Regions from separate parts of the Homo sapiens genome. Here region 1 is linked to region 2. A link is an interaction called in ENCODE POLR2A ChIA-PET data of the cell type or tissue named here. Cell type or tissue: Panc1. All regions are shown on one strand. Each heading gives the region's core, and the rest is flanking DNA. Links, peaks and the distances in the headings are about the cores only. Region 1 holds the start of LINC01987 (long intergenic non-protein coding RNA 1987). Region 2 overlaps LACAT1 (lung adenocarcinoma-associated transcript 1).

What was found. Peaks named below come from ENCODE experiments on the same cell type or tissue, not always from the same donor. Only the 100,000 strongest peaks of a DNase experiment are listed, where the experiment ranks them.
Region 1: POLR2A ChIA-PET joins it to region 2 with 10 read pairs; 2 of 35 experiments call an interaction of 5 or more read pairs at or near these places.

Annotation. Positions count from the first base shown.
Region 1 is chr17:77,720,897-77,729,839 of GRCh38, reverse strand. LINC01987 (long intergenic non-protein coding RNA 1987) reads left to right here and starts at 1,281. Exons shown (of 2, transcript NR_104134.1): 1 at 1,281-1,430; 2 at 4,838-6,968. RefSeq lists an enhancer at 4,838-5,338. In Panc1, for the core only: no CTCF peak of the experiment used is centred there; no DNase peak of the experiment used is centred there; H3K27me3 peaks cover 227 bases.
Region 2 is chr17:77,257,236-77,266,178 of GRCh38, reverse strand. LACAT1 (lung adenocarcinoma-associated transcript 1) reads right to left here. Exons shown (of 3, transcript NR_188630.1): 2 at 8,413-8,517; 3 at 6,834-7,846. Among named protein-coding and RNA genes, the nearest start is that of LACAT1, 7.9 kb to the right of the region's middle. RefSeq lists enhancers at 1-198, 7,293-7,948, 7,949-8,606. In Panc1, for the core only: no CTCF peak of the experiment used is centred there; no DNase peak of the experiment used is centred there; H3K27ac peaks cover 1,913 bases.

The DNA.
Region 1 (8,943 bases), core at 298-8,297, 460 kb before region 2:
GTGCAGCTCTCTCCTCTCCAGGGCTCTGCCCTACAAATGTTAGCTGCCTTGGCCTCCCCACACCCTAAACACTATCTCCTTAATTCAGTGAAGCCACTGAACACTGTGTGGTTTCCACTTACCTGTATGGTGGCGTGGAAACTCTCTCCAGGTTGTCAGCTGGGGCACTTGTGGGTCTCACCTCATTTGCTTCTCCTCTGTCAGAGATTACACTTCTGTGACACCTGCGGTCCAATGTCTGAAAATTGTTGTATATAGTTGGTCTATTTTTAGTTATTTAGGGTGGAATAATAAATGCTTACTCCATCATGGCCAAAGTCTCTGTTGTTTACAGTTCAATGGAGAGAGATACCAACTACATACAAATTGAAATGCAAAGTGCCATAATATCTTTAGAGCAGTAAAGGCAAGCTGTTAGAATTGCTCACAGGAAGAGAAAATTATTTCTACCTCTTGGTTAAGGCTTTTATCACCAAGAAGGCAGCATCCCTACCACACCAACTATATACCCCTAACTCTACATCTCCAGCCCAGATTCTCTCTCTCCTGAATTCTGGACCCCTACACATAACAAAACATTTGAATCATCTCCACCCGGGTATGTCACCAGCACCCCAAACTCCACATACCCAAAACCGAATGCACTCATGTTCTTTCCAAATCATATGGCTTCAGATCCTTCTCTGACATGAGCTAGTGGCTCTTTAAAACTTAGTAAGTTGTCTCCTTCAGCAGAAAACAGTCCCTAACTTCTCCAGCCTTTCTCCACCTTTACCACTGCAGCCCCAGCCTACGCTGGATCAGTCACCATCGTCCTTGTTGTACCCTGTGCCTGTGTTTGGCTACCATCACTTGGGATTTTGTGAGCCCCTTGAGGGACGTCGTGTTCCTTCTATGTGTGTTTTGGGTTGTTCGGGTGCTTAACACATAACAGGGGTTCAATCAACTGTCCTTAAATAAATGGTTCCCTTACAATAGTGATTGACAGATAGGAATTGGATGACCATATGACTCTGTTGCATGGGAAAGAAAAAAAATGAACCTGAGAACATTCTTGGGATTAATCCCTTAAACAAGGGGTCAGCAAACTTTGTCTTAAAGGGACAGATAGTAAATCTTGTAGGCTTTGTGAGCCACACTGCTGTTGCAGCTTGCAAGCAGCAGTGTACTGTACACAAACAAATGGGCATGGCTGTGCTCCAATGATGCCATTTACAAAACAGGCAGAGGGCTGGGTCTGGGCTTCCCCTGCCCTAACCTAAGCCCAGCTGGGCTTCATTCAGCACGCTGTGTACCACTCTTGATGGGTAGGCCCACTCTGCCCGCACCTTGAAACCTGACCAGGTCTTCTCCCACCCCATGAATGTAAACATTTTAACAACTAGCCTGACTGTGAAAAGCCTGGAGAATCCTTCCTACAGGGGACAGTGGTGAGTAGAAAGATTATCGTCAGGTGGCGCCTGTCCTTTTGTGACATCTGTTGCTAATGGAAGCTCTGTGTGTGTGTGTGTGTGTGTGTGTCCAGACATGCTCAGGAAAACTGCCTAAGCTCTCTGGGCTTCAGATGTTTCATCTGTTGAGGGAACGATCGGGGTTTGTTCCTGCTCCCCAGGCAATGTGTTTGGTTTCTGTCTTCTGTTTTTTATGGCATATTCTCCCCACCACACTCTCACCATGCTCTCCGGTTGTCGCTGCCAAGGATTGCAGAGTCCGAGGCGTGGGCAGGAGCCCCGTCCAGGGTCGATCTCCTGAACTCACGGAGCCGTGGGAATAGACAAGAGACACTATCTGGGAAAATGCTTTGAAAATAAATAAAATGGGGAAAGTCTAGTCCAGATAAAATGTAAAATATTTAGACTTGAGAACAGGTTTCCAGCTCACTGTGGAAGACACTCGGGGCTGGGGGAGGCCTGGGTCCCTCCCTCTGCCCTTCACATCAGTTTGGTCATCTTCAAATGGGAACCATCCCTGTGCTGACCCTGTGGCCTCACCAGGGCTCGAGGTCCAGGGCTATGAATGCCTGTTGTAAACAGCTCAGGGCGGGACACATGGAAACAATTAGAGACTTATTTCCCAGGACATTGGACCTAGAAGCCAGGCCCCAAGACATGAAGCAACGCTTCTGTGTGTGTGTGTGTGTGTGTGTGTGTGTGTGTGTGTGTGTGAGAGAGAGAGAGAGAGAGAGAGAGAGAGAGAGAGAAAGGGATTCTGGGAAGGGTGGAAGGAAGTGGTGAGACACGAAACGAAGCTGGACAACAGAGAAGACTCTGACTAGAGATTTTTACCATGAGATGGAGATAGTTGCAGAGGCTCCTGGCTGCCCTCCATGCTCCTGTCCCTCTCTGGCCCCTCAGCTTCCCTCCGGCCTTTCCATTGTTCTTGCAGGTTGCGGCCTCCCTGCCCTCCCCCAGCCAAGGTGGAGGCAGGCCCTTGGGTGAGGGGGACTGAGGGGCTTGAGTGATGATGGGCAGAGAAGGGTGACCATCCGTGCCAGGCCTGCGGCAGAATCACCGTTTCCATTTTTTAAAGTCAAATGCCTCATCGGGATCCCCTCCCACCCCGAGAGTCCCCCTATTATCCATAGGCCATTTGGTAGTTGTTGCTATGGAGACCACAAGCAAAACGGCATGCAAACCAACGCAGGCAATAGCAACAGAAAGGGCAAGGAGAAGGGCGGGGGGAGTGGGACGGGGTGGGGCGGCGGGACAGTACTTCCCCCCGCAGACTCCTTAGACCCCGATTCCCCCATGACCAAGGAGGTTCCAGTCTAGGATCTAGAGGAAGGAGGAGGACACTGAGATGCAGAGACCCTGCTTCTGGGTGGGAATCAGCCAGGGAACATGCAAAGAGGGGGCCAGGGCCCCTCCAGCCCAGCCTCAAGCACTAGCAATCAATTGGGGATTGAGGGGTGTAGGGCATGGAAGATGGGCCTGGCTTTGAGGAAAGCTCCTGTGCAGGGCCAAGCTCCTCTTGGTTTTCAGCCCCCTTGGGATGAGCCATAGAAGTCTGTGCCTCCAAGCCCCCCAAACCTGCCCCACTCAGCTTGCAGGTTTCTCTTTGTCCCCCCAGGGCCTGAGCTCCCCTTTTGACAGCAACGTTTGTGCTGACTTTGAGGTGCAGAGTGAAGCTGGGCGGGTGCCTGCTCCCCACCTGCACACACACCTCTGTGCACGGAGGGAGAGCTGAGCAGTGCTGGAATTGCCAAGCCAGGCTGCAGGATGTTGTTAGGATCGGGGGTGAGGTGCCCCCACAAGGACAATGGGAGGGTGTGAGAAATCTTCTCTGCTCTGGGCTCTTGGAGCATCGGCCGCCTCCCTGTGTGTCTGGCTATGCAAAGAGGCAGTGGAACAGCTCAATTTTTAAGAGGAAAAACCACAGCCCCCAAGAATATAAATATGTGAAATTGAGGTTTCTTGACTAAAATAAGGACTGATGAGGGAATGGAGATTTTTGGAGAGGACCTTTCCCTTTTCCCTAGAAGTTTCCCAACTCAGACGGATCAAAGAAAGCCACACAAACATACTCCGACTGGCTTCATGGGAACAGTGTCTGGGGACATTCAGTTAAGCTGATTCCCTTGGAGAAGTTTTGTGAGGCGGAGATTAGCACTTAGTGTGGGGACCACTGTCTAACTGTCTAAATAGGACACATGGTCTGCAGAAATAGCTGGAATGCTGCTCTGGGAGGGGCCTGCCCCATCCATTCTGCTTGGGGCTTGGCATTCTCCACAAGCACCCCCTCCCCACCCAGAGCTCTGCACTCCACTGGGGTCTTCAGGCGGCATCTCCTTGCCTGCTCAAGCCTTTCACTGATGCTCACTAAGTGGTCATGGGGCTTGATGGTCATGGGGGCACCTCATGCCTGCAAGGAGACCCTGCTTTCTTCTCGGGGTGTCTCCCCTCCGATTGGCATGATGCTTAGAGGAGTGTGAAGCCAGGTGCCCTTCCCATCACAGAAGACAAAGAGACCAGCACTTCGTTCCTTGCCCTAGGACCTCCAGAGGGGCAGACGTGTCCTGAGCTCAGCCAATCTGATGATCTCCTGGGACACCGACCCCTGAGGAAGTGACTCAAGATGGACAGGAATTGGGCAAAGTCATTCAGGGAGTTGCCGAACAAGCCAGTGAGCATGAGGCCATGGCTGCAGGACGGCTCCCCACACTTCCTCATCTTGGGAGGACCTCTCCCTTCTCCATAGCCTTCCCTCCAACCTCCTTCTCCTACTTCAGCCAGAGGAGCTTTCTGTATCTGCATCAAGAGCCTCACAGACCCCCGGCTCCTCATTTTCCATTTCTGTGCCATTTCTGCACCTTAGCACGAGCGTTTCTGAGGTGCGAGGCCATGTCAGGGACACGCGGGCCCTGCAACACCATCAACACGTGGTTCTCGGCACCTGGTGTTGCCTTCGGAGGCACAGAGGACGTTCTAGAAACACGAGGGTAAGCCAGGAGCGGCGGCAGGCCACAGGGTCACGGCGGTTCAGACTCTGAAGGGGTCCAGGTGCCCTCAGTCCCACCTGCTGGTTTCACGGGAACTGAGGCCTGCTGAGGACACACTGGCCACTGCTGTGTCGGAGCCTCCCCAGAGCTCGGGAGAGCTGTTTGTCTGACGCTGGGAGGCTCTGGAGGGGGCGTGTCTCCCTCTTCACAGTCTCCTCAGCAGCAAGTGGCTCCCCAGAGATCCCCTGGTGCCACCACATACCACTGAGGGGTTTGACTTGTCCTGGGCGGCCCCTGAAACCCGCCACCACCTGCCCTGCTCAGCTTGCAAAGTTCCCTTTCTGTCCCCACCCCCAGCTCAGCTCCCATTTTGACCACAGCATTTGTGCTGACTTTCAGGTGCAAAGAGAAGCTGGACAGGCGCCCACACCTGGCTGGCACGCACACCTGTGTGCACCGAGGGGGAACTGACGAGCACCTGAATTGCCGAGCCAGGCTGCAGTAAGTCATTAGGATCGGGGTGAGATGCCCCCACAGGGACAAGGGAGGGGTGAGAATCAGAGGGGTTTCTTTTCTCAGCTAAGAAAGGCCCCAGGGGCAGCCTCTGCCCCACATGGCTCTCAGTACCAGCGATGGGCAGGGTCCCTTCGTTCTCATTGCGGTTTCCCCAGGGCTCCCACACCACCAGCTGCCTCTTCTAGAAACTCCCCATCAGGCCTTCTCCCCCGCGAATCTTGGTAACGTCCTTGCTGCCTCTCTCACACCCTCCTGTCCTCCTCTTCCTACAAACATGCTCCTGTCTCCATCCCACCTTGAAGAAACCCTTGGCCGATACGGCACCCACCCATGGTCCCAGGATAACCCCTTTTCTTCCCTAGGCTAATAAAACAGAGAAAGTAAGTGCATCGGGCACTCCAGACCAAAGCCATTTGCAGAATGGAGTCACAGGCTGACATCCAAGACTTTAGCCAGCTGGCTTCAGGCAGCAGATGCAAAGGAGAGGTCATGAGCAGGCCAGGCCCTGGCTAGGCAGGTGAGAGGTGACGGCGACCTTGTCTAGGATGAGGGCCCCAGGAAGCCCTTGGGAACCCAGGGTGGTTAGGCCAGGCCAGTTGGTGAGAGCCTGAACTCTGGAAGGAAAGAACAGGCTGTAGTGTGGACGAGACCATCCCTCCTGCATCGTAGCTGCCTTGTAATCCCATCCTCCTGACTCAGGCTGGGCTCTGCATCAGGCACCCCAGAGTCCAGGCACCCCAGTTTGTCAGGCCTGTGTGGGACAGCGCCTGAGCCGGGAGGGCTCCCTTCCCTCCTCCGGGATGCTCTGGCCTTGTCTCTGTCATGGCCATTTATTGCAACCACGGTCAATAAAGGAGGCAGGAGAGGGCACAGTGGCTGTGAAAACGTTTGGCTCACGAGGAACAGGTATCCTAACTGCGTGGGACAAGGAGGCGGGTGGTGTCGTGATTAAAGCACAGGCCTGGGATCACACTGCAGGGGCTCAGATCCCAGATCTGCAACAATGTGGCTGCGATGACCCTGGCTGGGCGCGGTGGCTCAAGCCCCCCAGTCTCCGATTTGCCAGCCTGGCTGTTCACACACAGGGGATGCACTGGCTTCCCAGGCATCCTGGGCACCCCCTCCAGGTGGCATAGGGGCTCCCCAGCACTGAAGGGTGTTCAGCAGCCTGCAAACCAACTGACTCACAGAGCCCAGATAGTGACGCCAAGACCAGCCGCTCCGGGGCCAACATCAGAGCTGGAGAGCTGAGCCAGTGGCACGCCAGTCACTGAGGAAGGCCTCTTGTTGATAAAGACAGGGCATGAATTCTTGGGGGGCTGTTACGTACCTTCCCAAAGGGAGAAAGAAACCCCTTGTTCAGTCACCGCACAGCTGTCTCTGGAGACAGGAGCACAAAGCTGCCTTCTGCCCAGGGCACTGCTTCCTTGGCAAGTGACCAGCAGCTGGGACCGCACGTGCCAAAGGCAGCAGCTGCCATGTTTGACAAACTGGAACGGAGCTATGTCCAAATTAAATCCCCCCAACCAGCCTCTGCCATACTCCCTTTGGGGACAGGGGTGGTCGGTCGTTACGCTTGCAAAATTCCAACAGCACCTAGAGTCCCAGGAAATGGGGCTGCTGGCCAATAGAGGTGGGACCCAGGGTGACAGGCCACATGCTCCTTAGAGAGCCAACAGTGTTTCCTGAATTCCATGGGAGTTTGCCGAGGGGACATGGAAGCTAGGATTCCGGAACACCCGCTGGGAGCCTAGTCCTGGGCTAGGGGCTGCATTTATCATTTCATCCTCACAACTACTGTTGCAGTTTCGCCTAACAGAGAAGGAGACAAAACTAACCCGGTGGCCACGTGGCCGAAGGCACAGAGCCGTTGAGTGGCAGCGTGGCATTTGAATTCAGGCCGGTGATGCTGAAGTCCCCAGGTCTTTTTTTTTTTGATGCCCACAACAATGTAACTACTAATAGCCTGTTATTGATGCAGGCCTTACCAATAACATAAATAGTTGATGAACACATATTTTGCATATGTGTTATATACTGTATTCTTATCATAAACGAGCCAAAGAGAAGGAGATGTTATTAAGAAAACGGTAAGAAAGAGAAAATATATTTAGCATTCATTTAGCAGAAGGGGATCACCATAAAGGTCTTCATCCCTGTTATCTTCACCTTGAAGAGGCTGAGAAGGAGGAGAAGGAGGGGGTGGTCTTGCTGTCTTAGGGATGGTGGAGGTAGAAGAGGCAAAGAAGGTGGAAGGGAAGGCAGCCACGCTCGGTGTAAGCTTTATTGGAAAAAATCTGCATTTATGTGGACTCTCACCAGGCAAACCCGTATGGTGCTCGAGGGCCAACTGTATTTCCACTACCGTCATCCGCCTTGCCCAGGGTGACCTGATTCACTGACGGGAGGGTTTGCCTTCCCATGCGCATCAGTTCAGCCTTCCCCTGATGTCATTCTTTTCCTAGTGGCTAACAGGCTGGATGTGCAGTTGGGGACAGTCAGTATCTGGGGTCTGGTGAGGACCCTCTTCCTGGTTTGCAAAGCAGGAAGATGCCAGGCATCTCTTTCTGTCCTGCTCAGTCAAGTGTGAATCACAAAGCCTGAGTTCAGATCCTCGACCTTGGGCAGGTGAACTTCACTCTTATGAGTCTCAATTTCTGTACCCACAAGATATAGAATATAACGGTACCTATTCCATGGGGCCTTGAGGAACAAAAGAGAGAATGCCTGTAAAACTCCCCACACAATGCCTGGCACAGAAACGCCCATCCACTTAAGGAAACATCATCATCATAACAACAGTAACAAAAGGAGTGCAAAGGTGTACCATGTCACGAAGCATCTTTTAGCACAGATTATCTCCTTGAAACCTTACACCTCTGTGAGGTACACAGGGCTGATGCTGGCATCCCGGTGTTACAGACCAGGATGTGAGGAGGGAGGGCCCCCCTTGGAGAACAGTTAGCCAGTGCCTCCAGCTTGGGGCTGGCCCTTCCCCTCCTCCTGAGCCAGGACTCCCAGGGAAGGACTCCTTCATTATCATCCTCACCCCCACTGCCTCCCCCGAAGGGCTCCATATTTTGAAATATATTGCCAACAAAACTGAATGTATTAAGTAAGTGTGAATGTGTTTCCCCATTCGTATTAATCAAAGACATATGTATCTGCCAATCACAGTTTCTGAGCAGCAGCCAGACCCGGGCGGGAGCCAAGGCTTAGGAGCTTTGGCTGAGAGGGGGAGGTTCCCCCAACATCTCAGAATCTTGCATACCTACTAAGTGCCAGACACTGCTAGAGGTGCTTGGTGTATGTCAGTGAACAAAACAGAGATCCTCAGAGTTTATGTGCCAGCAGCAGGGAGACAGAAGAAATGAAAAACATAGTAAATGTTATGTACAGTGTGTTAGGAGACGGCAGATCTAGGGAGACTCGTGGAGCAAAGGAACTGGGGACAAGTTGGCATTCAAAATAGCGGTTCACGAAAGACCTGCAAAGACCTGCCATTCGGGGACTGTCCCAGTCCACTTGCCTTCATCTGGCTGATCCTCCTTCCAACACGTTCTAAACCCTCTTGTGTCGGGCCCCGTTTCCTGGTTCTCCTTATAACTCAGCTTTGAGAGTCTGCACCACTGCTCTGGCTAGGACTGTCTGCCCCTCTCCTGCACAGTAGCTTAGACCAGGGTCAGCAAATCAGCAAATCATGAGCTTCAGGCAGCCACTCTCCACCTCCCTGACCATAGCAGACATTACTAATCCATCATCGCACTCTGGTTTACTGGACCCTTCCACACCCTCCCAGTCTTTCTCAATAAAAGATTCCAGGAAGCCTCGGGCAATCATTCAGAACTGGCATGAGAAATTAAATCTATTTTCTATCCAGGTTTTAGTCTTTCTCTCTGGTTTTGCTGTTTTTAGCCAACCTGGGTCAATGCCCAGATCAGTTAAGCCTGTACCTCCAGGTGTGGATCTAGATTCTACATTGAGACCTG
Region 2 (8,943 bases), core at 724-8,723:
TAGAATCTCATCCTTTAGCTTCCCTCTAGCTCCCATCTAGAATCTCATCCTTTAGCTTCCATCTAGAATCTCATCCTCCAGCTTCCATCTAGAATCTCATCCTTTAGCTTCCATCTAGAATCTCATCCTTTTTTTTTTTTTTTTCTGAGATGGAGTTTTGCTCTTGTTGCCCAGGCTGGAGTGCAGTGGCATGATCTCAGCTCACTGCAACCTCTGCCTCCTGGGTTCAAGCAATTCTCCTGCCTCAGCCGCCTGAGTAGCTGGGACTACAGGCGTGCGCCGCCACGCCCGGCTAATTTTTGTATTTTTTGTAGAGATGGGGTTCCACCATGTTGGCCAGGCTGGTCTCGAACTCCTGACCTCAGGTGATCTGCCCACCTCGGCCTCCCAAAGTTCTGGGATTACAGGTGTGAGCCACCACGCCCAGCCTAGAATCTCACTTAATCTCAGCTTTCCCTCTTACTCGCCTCATGAGCCCTCCGGACCTGCAGGAGGGGCCAGTCACTGCCCTAGTGTCCCTCGTGCATTCCCACTCAGCGCTGCTCAAGCCATCCAGTCCCCGGCATGTTCTTTCTGCGGACTCTGATCTGTCCTCAGTGGAGAGGGGCTTCTCCTGCTGTGGGGCTGCCTCCTCTGAACAGCCGGAGCAGGCACTTGTCTCAATGGTGGGGGGAGGCCCAGGTCTCTCTGCACACTGGAATCTTCAGGAACTTTAAAAAGTACCCACCCCAGAACAATTAAATCAGAATATCTGGGCCTGGAGCTTTTTTCAGTGCTCCCTGGGCTGAGAACCATGGGTCTGGTAGAGGGAACCCAGAGATCAAGGTGGAAATTCCACTTCTGCTACAAACCAGCTCTGTGCTCTTCAACACGGTCCTTCAACATCTGAGCCCCAGTTTTCTTATCTGCTCTGTGGGGGACAGCAATGCCCGTGCCATGGGTGGGGTTGGGGATAATATACCTATTGTTTCACTCTTCCTGGGGCGCTACTGCACCCCCAGGTAGATGGTGAGTGATGGAGGGCAGGGAGCCTGACTATAGCCTGGACGCCAGTGCTTCCCTCAGTGCTGTGTGCAGAGACGCCTGATGAAGATTTGATGACGGATTGAAAAGCCACTGCGGGACCAGCCTGGGAAACTGAACCCCACGCAGGCCTCTCTCGTAGGCAACCGGCCAGGTAGAGAAAAGCCAGGTGTCTCCACTTATCACAAGGGCAATCGTAGCACAGCTCTCAAGAGTAAGTGAATCTTAATTTGCTTTCATTAAAAACATAAATAAATACCCCTGCCAAGCGGCGCTGGTGGGGGTGTTGCGAAACGGGCTCCAGGCCCACAGGGGCTGCAGCTGCAGGTGGCTCGGGTCGCAGGGAGCAGAGTCAGGAGACGAGAGTCACTCGGCCACTCGGCGCCCACAGGCATCATCTCAGGTCTCCTTAGCACACTCTGCTCAGTCCCAAATCTCCTTGAAAGTGTCTTTTGGCGAGGACTGCCTGATAAAATACAGGCCGCCCAGTTACACTTGAATTTCAGATAAGCGGCAAATAATTTCTGTTAGTATAAAATATTTGGGACATATTTACACTAAAAGAAATGATTGTTTATCTGAAATTCAGGTGTAACTGCGTAGCCTGTAGTTTTACTTCCTAAGTCTGGAAACCCAGAGGCTTCACCACCACCACCCCCATACCTCCCGCCACCCCGACCTACACAATTAGCCCTAAAAGAGATCACTGCTGACCCCTCCCCCGCTCCCAGCCATTCAGGGCTCCCAGACACCAGGCTGAGGGCCGAGGCCAGCCTGTGACAAGTTCTCACCTGTCCAAGGCAAAAGGAGATAAAAGAAGACAACGCAAAGAGGTTGTTTTGTAAAGCTGAAGGTGTTCAAAGGACTGGTCTTCATTCTTTTTTTTCTTTCCTTTGTGTGTGTGTGTGTGTGTGTGTGAGAGAGAGAGAGAGAGAGAGAGAGAGAGTGTCCTCAAAAAATAAAACAATGCTATCTAGTAACTGGCCACTGAAAATTTTTTTGTTGTTTTTTGAGACAGGGTCTCACTCTGTCACCCAGGCTGGAGTACAGCAGTGCCATCGTGGCTCACTACAGCCGTGACCTCCTGGGTTCAAGCAATCCTCCCACCTCAACCTCCCGAGTAGTTGGCACTACAGGTGTGTACCAACACACCTGACTAATTTTATTTATTTACTTTTTTAGTAAAGATGAGGTCTTGTTATGTTGCCCAGGCTGGTCTCCAACTCCTGGCCTCAAGCAATCTTCCTGCCTCAGCCTCCCAAAGTACTGGGATTACAGGCATAAGCCACCGCACCTGGCCTGAATTTTTTTTTGAGAAGGAGTTTCACTCTTGTCGCCCAGGCTGGAGTGCAATGGCGCGATCTCGGCTCACTGCAACCTCCGCCTCCCAGGTTCAAGTGATTATCCTGCCTCAGCCTCCCAAGCAGCTGGGATTACAGGCATGCACCACCATGTCCAGCTAATTTTTTTTTTTTTGTATTTTCCATGTTGGCCAGGCTGGTCTCAAACTCCTGACCTCAGGCGATCCACCTGCCTCGGCCTCCCAAAGTGCTGGGATTACAGAGATGAGCCACTGCGCCCGGCCGAAAATTTTTGTAAATAAGGAAATAAAACATGGCAGTAGCAAGTAGTGTGTGTCTTTAGAAATACATGTCTTTTTGGTCACATAAAAACTGAATGACCCCATCAAAGCCCTCTAGTTTTGAAAAAAAAAAAGAGATACAGGATCTCAAAATCCCAATTCCAAAGCCTGGGGAGCTAAGATGACTGTTCCAACCCCAGGGTCAGGGTCAGACCAGCCACAGGCACTCTCCAGCCCTGGCATCCCCCACAAGCCCTGCCCCCTCATCCCTCCTGGGCCCATCTGACTGACTTCAGTGTTTTGTGCTCAGTTGCCCTCAGCTGGCACTTCCCACCTTCTCAGCCCCTCCCCTGGCTGCAGCAGGGGCTCAGAGCCACTTCTTGAATGTGGGGCTGCAGATCTGGCCTGTGACCCTCCCTGCATGTCTCTTCCTTTTTTTTTTTTTTTTTTTTTTTTTTTTTTTTTTTTTTTGAGATGGAGTTTCGCGTTTCGCTCTTGTTGCCCAGGCTGGAGTGCAATGGCGTGATTTCGGTTCAATGCAACCTCCACCTCCCACGTTCAAGCGATTCTCCTGCCTCAGCCTCACAAGTAGCTAGGATTACAGGCCTGCGCCACCACGCCTGGCTAATTTTTGTATTTTTTTTTTTTAGTAGAGATGGGCTTTCTCCATGTTGGTCAGGCTGGTCTTGAACTCCCAACCTCAGGTGATCCGCCTGCCTCAGCCTCCTAAAGTGCTGGGATTACAGGCGTGAGCCACTGTGCCCAGGCTGCATGTCTCTTCCTAGCTGAGAACCTTGGGGAGAAAAAGTCACGTGACTTATCTGATATTTTGTTTCATTACCCATGAAGTGGAGTTAATGACCCCCGCCCCACGCCCGAGTTGTTCGAGATTTTTGAGCAGACGCTACATGGATATGTCCACATGTGAACGTTCATCATGTTGCACACTTACAATGTGTGCATTTTTCTATGTCGATGTTATAATTCAACAAAATAGTTTATCAAAAATTAGCAATTAACTTCAATTAGCAAGCAGGCTTCCAATAGAGAGAAACTGATAGCATTTATCTTGCAGGGAAATTTTATTACCTCCAACTTTTAAATAGGAACAGTTTTTTGTTTTTTTTTTTAGACAGAGTGTTGCCCTGTCACCCAGGCTGGAGTGCAGTGGCGCAATCTTGGCTCACTGCAACTTCCGCCTCCTGGGTTCAAGCAATTCTCCTGCCTCAGCCTCCCGAGTAGCTGGGACTACAGGTGCACACCACCACGCCTGGCTAATTTTTTGTATTTTTAGTAGAGACGGGGTTTCACCATATTGGACAGGCTGCTCTCGAACTCCTGACCTCAGGTGATCCATCCGCCTCGGCCTCCCAAAGTGCTGGGATTACAGGCGTGAGCCACCGCGCCCGGCCGGGAACAGTAATTTATTATTTGTGGCCTGCATGAAGCTGGCAGGGCCTCCCCACTGTGGGGAAAAAAAACACTCAGCTGAACTCACATTTGAGTTGGTTTGATGAGGCCTTATTTTTAAAAATTAACCTCCAAACCCATTACATTCCAAAAAACTAAAAATTTACACTGCTTTTCTATTTTAATGGGCTCACAATAAAAGAAAATATTTAAAGCATTAAAAAGATGGCATTTTAAGTTCATTTTTCAAGTCATCCCGTATAGCAAAGACAGATAAACTTTAAAAAGAAAAAATTAAAAGATATAGCCATAATTTTTTAAAAAGTAAGATAACCATCTCCATGTAACAGATACTAAAAATGAGGCAGGGCACTGGAGCCACTCATAGGGGTGGGGACAGGGCTTCCCAGCTGTGTACCTGGAGAGGGGAGAAAGCAGCCATGGCCTCAGAGCCCTGGCACCCAGGGACTCAGCACCCGGACAGCAAAATCCCCAGTAGCCCCCGGGAGGTGGGAACTCTGAGCCAACAACACACGACCTCACCATTTGGGGGAGAGAGTGGGGGAGAGAAGGTGCGGGGAGAGAGAGCAAAAAAGAGGAGAAAGAGAGAGGAAGAGGAAGAGGAAGAAAGAGAGACAGAGATTGACTGAAATGAGAGAGGCATTTACCCAAGACAAACCTACACACCTCACCCCAACCACATGGCAAAGCTGCTGCTAATAAAGACAATTAAGAAAAATCAACCCTTAAATCATTGCAGGTGAAATGGAAATAACGGAAGAATCTGAAAATGATTTCAAATTAAAATGTTTAGGATCATCAAAGAAAACAAGAAGTTGTAAAACCAAAACTGGCTTAAGGCCAGGCGCAGTGGCTCATGCCTATAATCCCAGCATTTTGGGAGGCCCAGGCAGGCAAATCACGAGGTCAGGAGTTCGAGACCAGCCCGGTCAATATGGTGCAAACCCCGTCTTTACTAAAAATATAAAAAATTAGCTAGGTGCGGTGGCGCTCACCTGTAGTCCCAGCTACTCAGGAGGCTGAGGCAGGAGAACTGCTGGAACCTGGGAGGCAGAGGTTGCAGTGAGCCGAGATCACGCCACCGCACTCCAGCCTGGGTGACAGAGTGACACTCTGTCTAAAAAAAAACACAAAAAAAACAAAAAAAACTGGCTTAAATAAGAACAGGTGGTCACGAAAAATAATCAGTGAGAAATCCTGGAAGTTAAAGGTATGATTTTTATTTATTTTAGTTTTTTCTTCCTTCTAAAATTTTTTTATATTCTCTTTTTAAAAAATGTTTTTCATGGGCCAGGCATGGTGGCTTACACCTGTATTCCCAGCACTTTGGGAGGCCAAGGTGGGCAGATTGCTTGAGCCCAGGAGTTTGAGATCAGCCTGGGTGACAAAGTGAGACCTCATCTCTACAAAAAAAAATTTAAAATTAGCTGGGTGTGGTTGATGCATACCTGTAGTCTCAGCTACTTGGGAGGCTGAGGCAGGAGAATCATTGGATCCCAGAAGTTTGAGGTTGTAGTGAGCTATGATTGTACCACTGCACTTCAGCCTGGGTGACAGAGTGAGACCCTGTCTCAAAAAAAAAAAAAAAAAAAAAGCTTTACATTTTAGTATTTATATATTACATTTTTCACCCTGTTGTGGTCTGTGTGCAAAAGGTGTAATTATTGAAATTAAGAAGCCAACAGACAGAATGTAGTTGGCTGGATACATTGAAGAGAGAATAAGTTAGTTGGCTGATGTCACCGAGAGTGTGGTAAAGAACAATATAGATGAAACAGGCCGGGTGCAGTGGCTCACACCTGTAATCCCAGCACTTTGGGAGGCCGAGGCAGGCAGATTACTTGAGGTCAGGACTTCCAGACCAGCCTGGCCAACACGGTGAAACCCCATCTCTACTAAAAATTCAAAAATTTGCTGGGTGTGGTGGCGGGAGCCTGTAGTACCAGCTACTCGGGAGGCTGAGGCAGGAGAATCACTTGAACCTGGGAGGCGGAGGTTGTGGTGAGACCATGCTACCACACTCCAGCCTGGGTGATAGAGCGAGATTCCGTCTCAAAAAGATAAAAGGAGCAGGATTACTTGTTCACCTCGTTCTCTGGGCACTGAGGATTGGCAAGTATGGTCCTCAGGCCAGTTTCTGTGGCCCCCAGGAAATTCTACAAATGCATGAATAATGGGTCAGGACCCACAGTCTCGGTGATCCAAAGCTCACAGGTGATGCACGCTCCTGCAGAATAGAAAGAAGGGACAATCCTGGCTCCTGATGGCGCTGATGGTTTGTTTTCATAAATGTCCATTTAACAGCTGCGACAGCTGGAGATCATTGTTCCTGGGGCATCTCGCTCTACCCCAGCTATGGTCCCTCTGAGCAGCCCCTACAAACACGGGAACCCACCAGAGGCCGAAGAGCCCTAGAAGAGACCAACCTTGGCAGTCCCATAACTGCACTGCCTTACTGTCCCCAAGGCAGACCATTCCCTTGCTCCCTCCAGGGGACACCCATAGCCCCCAGGGGCCACCTGGCTGCAGAAGGCCCCTGCACGGGGATGATTCTCAAGATTCTGATTTATTCATACCCTCCATATTTTCCCAGGCCGTATTCTAAGATGTCAGGGATTTTGTGCAGGGCACAGGGCAGAAGCTGATGTGAGACGTGGGTACCTCCTGTCTCTTCAGAAGAGCTGTGCTCGCCGGCTGCACATGGCGGATGAAGGAGGGGTGTATCTTAGTCCATTCTCATGCTGCTATAAAGAAATTCCCTGAGACTGGGTAATTTATAATGGAAAGGGGTCTTTTGTTTTTATTTTTATTTATTTATTTATTTTGAGATGGAGTTTCCCTCTTGTTGCCCAGGCTGGAGTGCAATGGCATGATCTTGGCTCACCGCAACCTCCGTCTTCTGGGTTCCAGTGATTCTCCTGCCTCAGCCTCCTGAGTAGCTGGAATTACAGGCGCCCGCCACCACACTCAGCTAATTTTTTGTATTTTTAGTAGAGATGGGGTTTCTATGTTGGCCAGGCTGGTCTCGAACTCCTGACCTCAAGTGATCCACCTGCCTCGGCCTCCCAAAGTGCTGGGATTACAGGCATGAGCCATCACGCCCGGCCGGGAAAGAGGTTTAATTGACTCACAGTTTTGCATGGCTGGGAAGGCCTCAGGAAACTTACAGTCATGGCGGAAGGTGAAGGGGAAGCAAATACCTCCTTCACAAGGTGGCAGGAGAGAGAAGAGTGAGCGAAGGAACTTGCCAAACACTTATAAAACCACCAGATGTCGTGAGAACTCACTCACTCACCGTCCTGAGAACAGCATGGGGGAACCGCCCCCATAATCCAATCACCTCCCTCCCTCGACACATGGGGATTACAGGTCCCTCCCTTGACACGTGGGGATACAAATCGAGATGAGATTTGGGTGGGAACAGAGCCGAACCATATCAGGGTGCCTTGACAAAGAGAGAAACCGGAGATCCCAAGCCGAGGAGAAGTTGGAGGTTGGTCCTGAGGGCAGTGGGGCTGGCCTGGTGCGTCTCTGAGGGGAATAGCCATATGGCGCCTGTGGGAGGGGCCCCAGGATTGGGTCCTAGTCTCTCCAGTGTGGACACAGAGCCACGAGGCAGAAAGTACCACGAGATTGTGACCATGTTTGTTTCAGCAGACCCGGCCAGGATGGACAGTGATCAGGGCCCACTCTGAAAGGCCTGGGACCTTTGCACAACCACGGTGGTGGTGACAGCTGTTGGGGGGAGTTGGGAGCAGGAACCCTAAATGACAGATGGTTTCCTGTCCACTCAGCAGGCTGAGGGTCCACCTGGAAGATACCAAGGCGATGGGGCTTGGTGCCGTCCTGAGTTTGCAGGCCGAGGCTCACGCTGCTCTGCCAACACTCACATACAGTATCCGCGTAAGCCAAAGAAACCCCCCGAACTTGGGACAGGCAGCTCCTTGCTGTGGGCCACACACGGGCTCGGGAAGGACCAGTGACTCAGGGGCTTTCATTGTTTCAGATCAAAGGCTGAGTGTGGCCAAGTGAAGGAGAAAGCCCCTGTGCGGGCACCTGCAGAGGCGTCCACCCTGCCCAGGGGCCTCTGGGGACGCAGCGCCCACCCTGCCCAGGGGCCTCTGGGGACGCAGCGACCCACTGACCAGTGAGCGCAGATGAGCGACTGCACCTCTCTGCTTCAGCTCTTCATGGCCAGATGGGAGGACAATCCCCACCTTGCAAGGTGGCGTTAAGGACTGAGAAAGAACGAGCACCAGGCCTGGCCCCATGAGCACTGCTGGGTCTGGATCCAGGCGCCGTCCACCTTCCACCCGGCAGCACTAATGCTTCCCTCCCCGGCTGCACTGGCCCTTATCTGGGGGTCAGGAACTCACGTGCTGAATAAAGAGCAACTCTTTTCCAGACAGGAACGTTGGGTGTAGCAGGGACAGGCACTGGGGCTGAAGTTGCTTTTCCAAGGAGACGGTTTGGAGTGGTGCCTTCCAGAAAGGAGCATGGTAAGGTGAAGGAAAGGAAGCTGGAGAGGGTGAGGAGGGGCTGTTTCAGGAAATGAAGCTGAGGGGAAGTGGCTCAGGATGTGGAGGTGGAGGAGGTGATAGAATGGAGGAGGTGATGGGAATGGAGGAGATGATGAGGATGGAGGTGATGGGGATGGAGGAGGTGGGGAGATGATGGGATGGAGGAGGTGACAGGAGGTGATGGAGATGGGGAGGAGGTGATGGAGATGAAGGAGGTGGGGAGGTGATGGGAATGGAGGAGGTGATAGAATGAAGGCGATGATGGGAATGGAGGAGGTGATGAGGATGGAGGAGGTGATGGGGATGGGGGAGGTGATAAAATGGAGGAGATGATGGGAATGGAGGAGGTGATGGGGATGAAGGAGATGGGGAGGTGATGAGGATGGA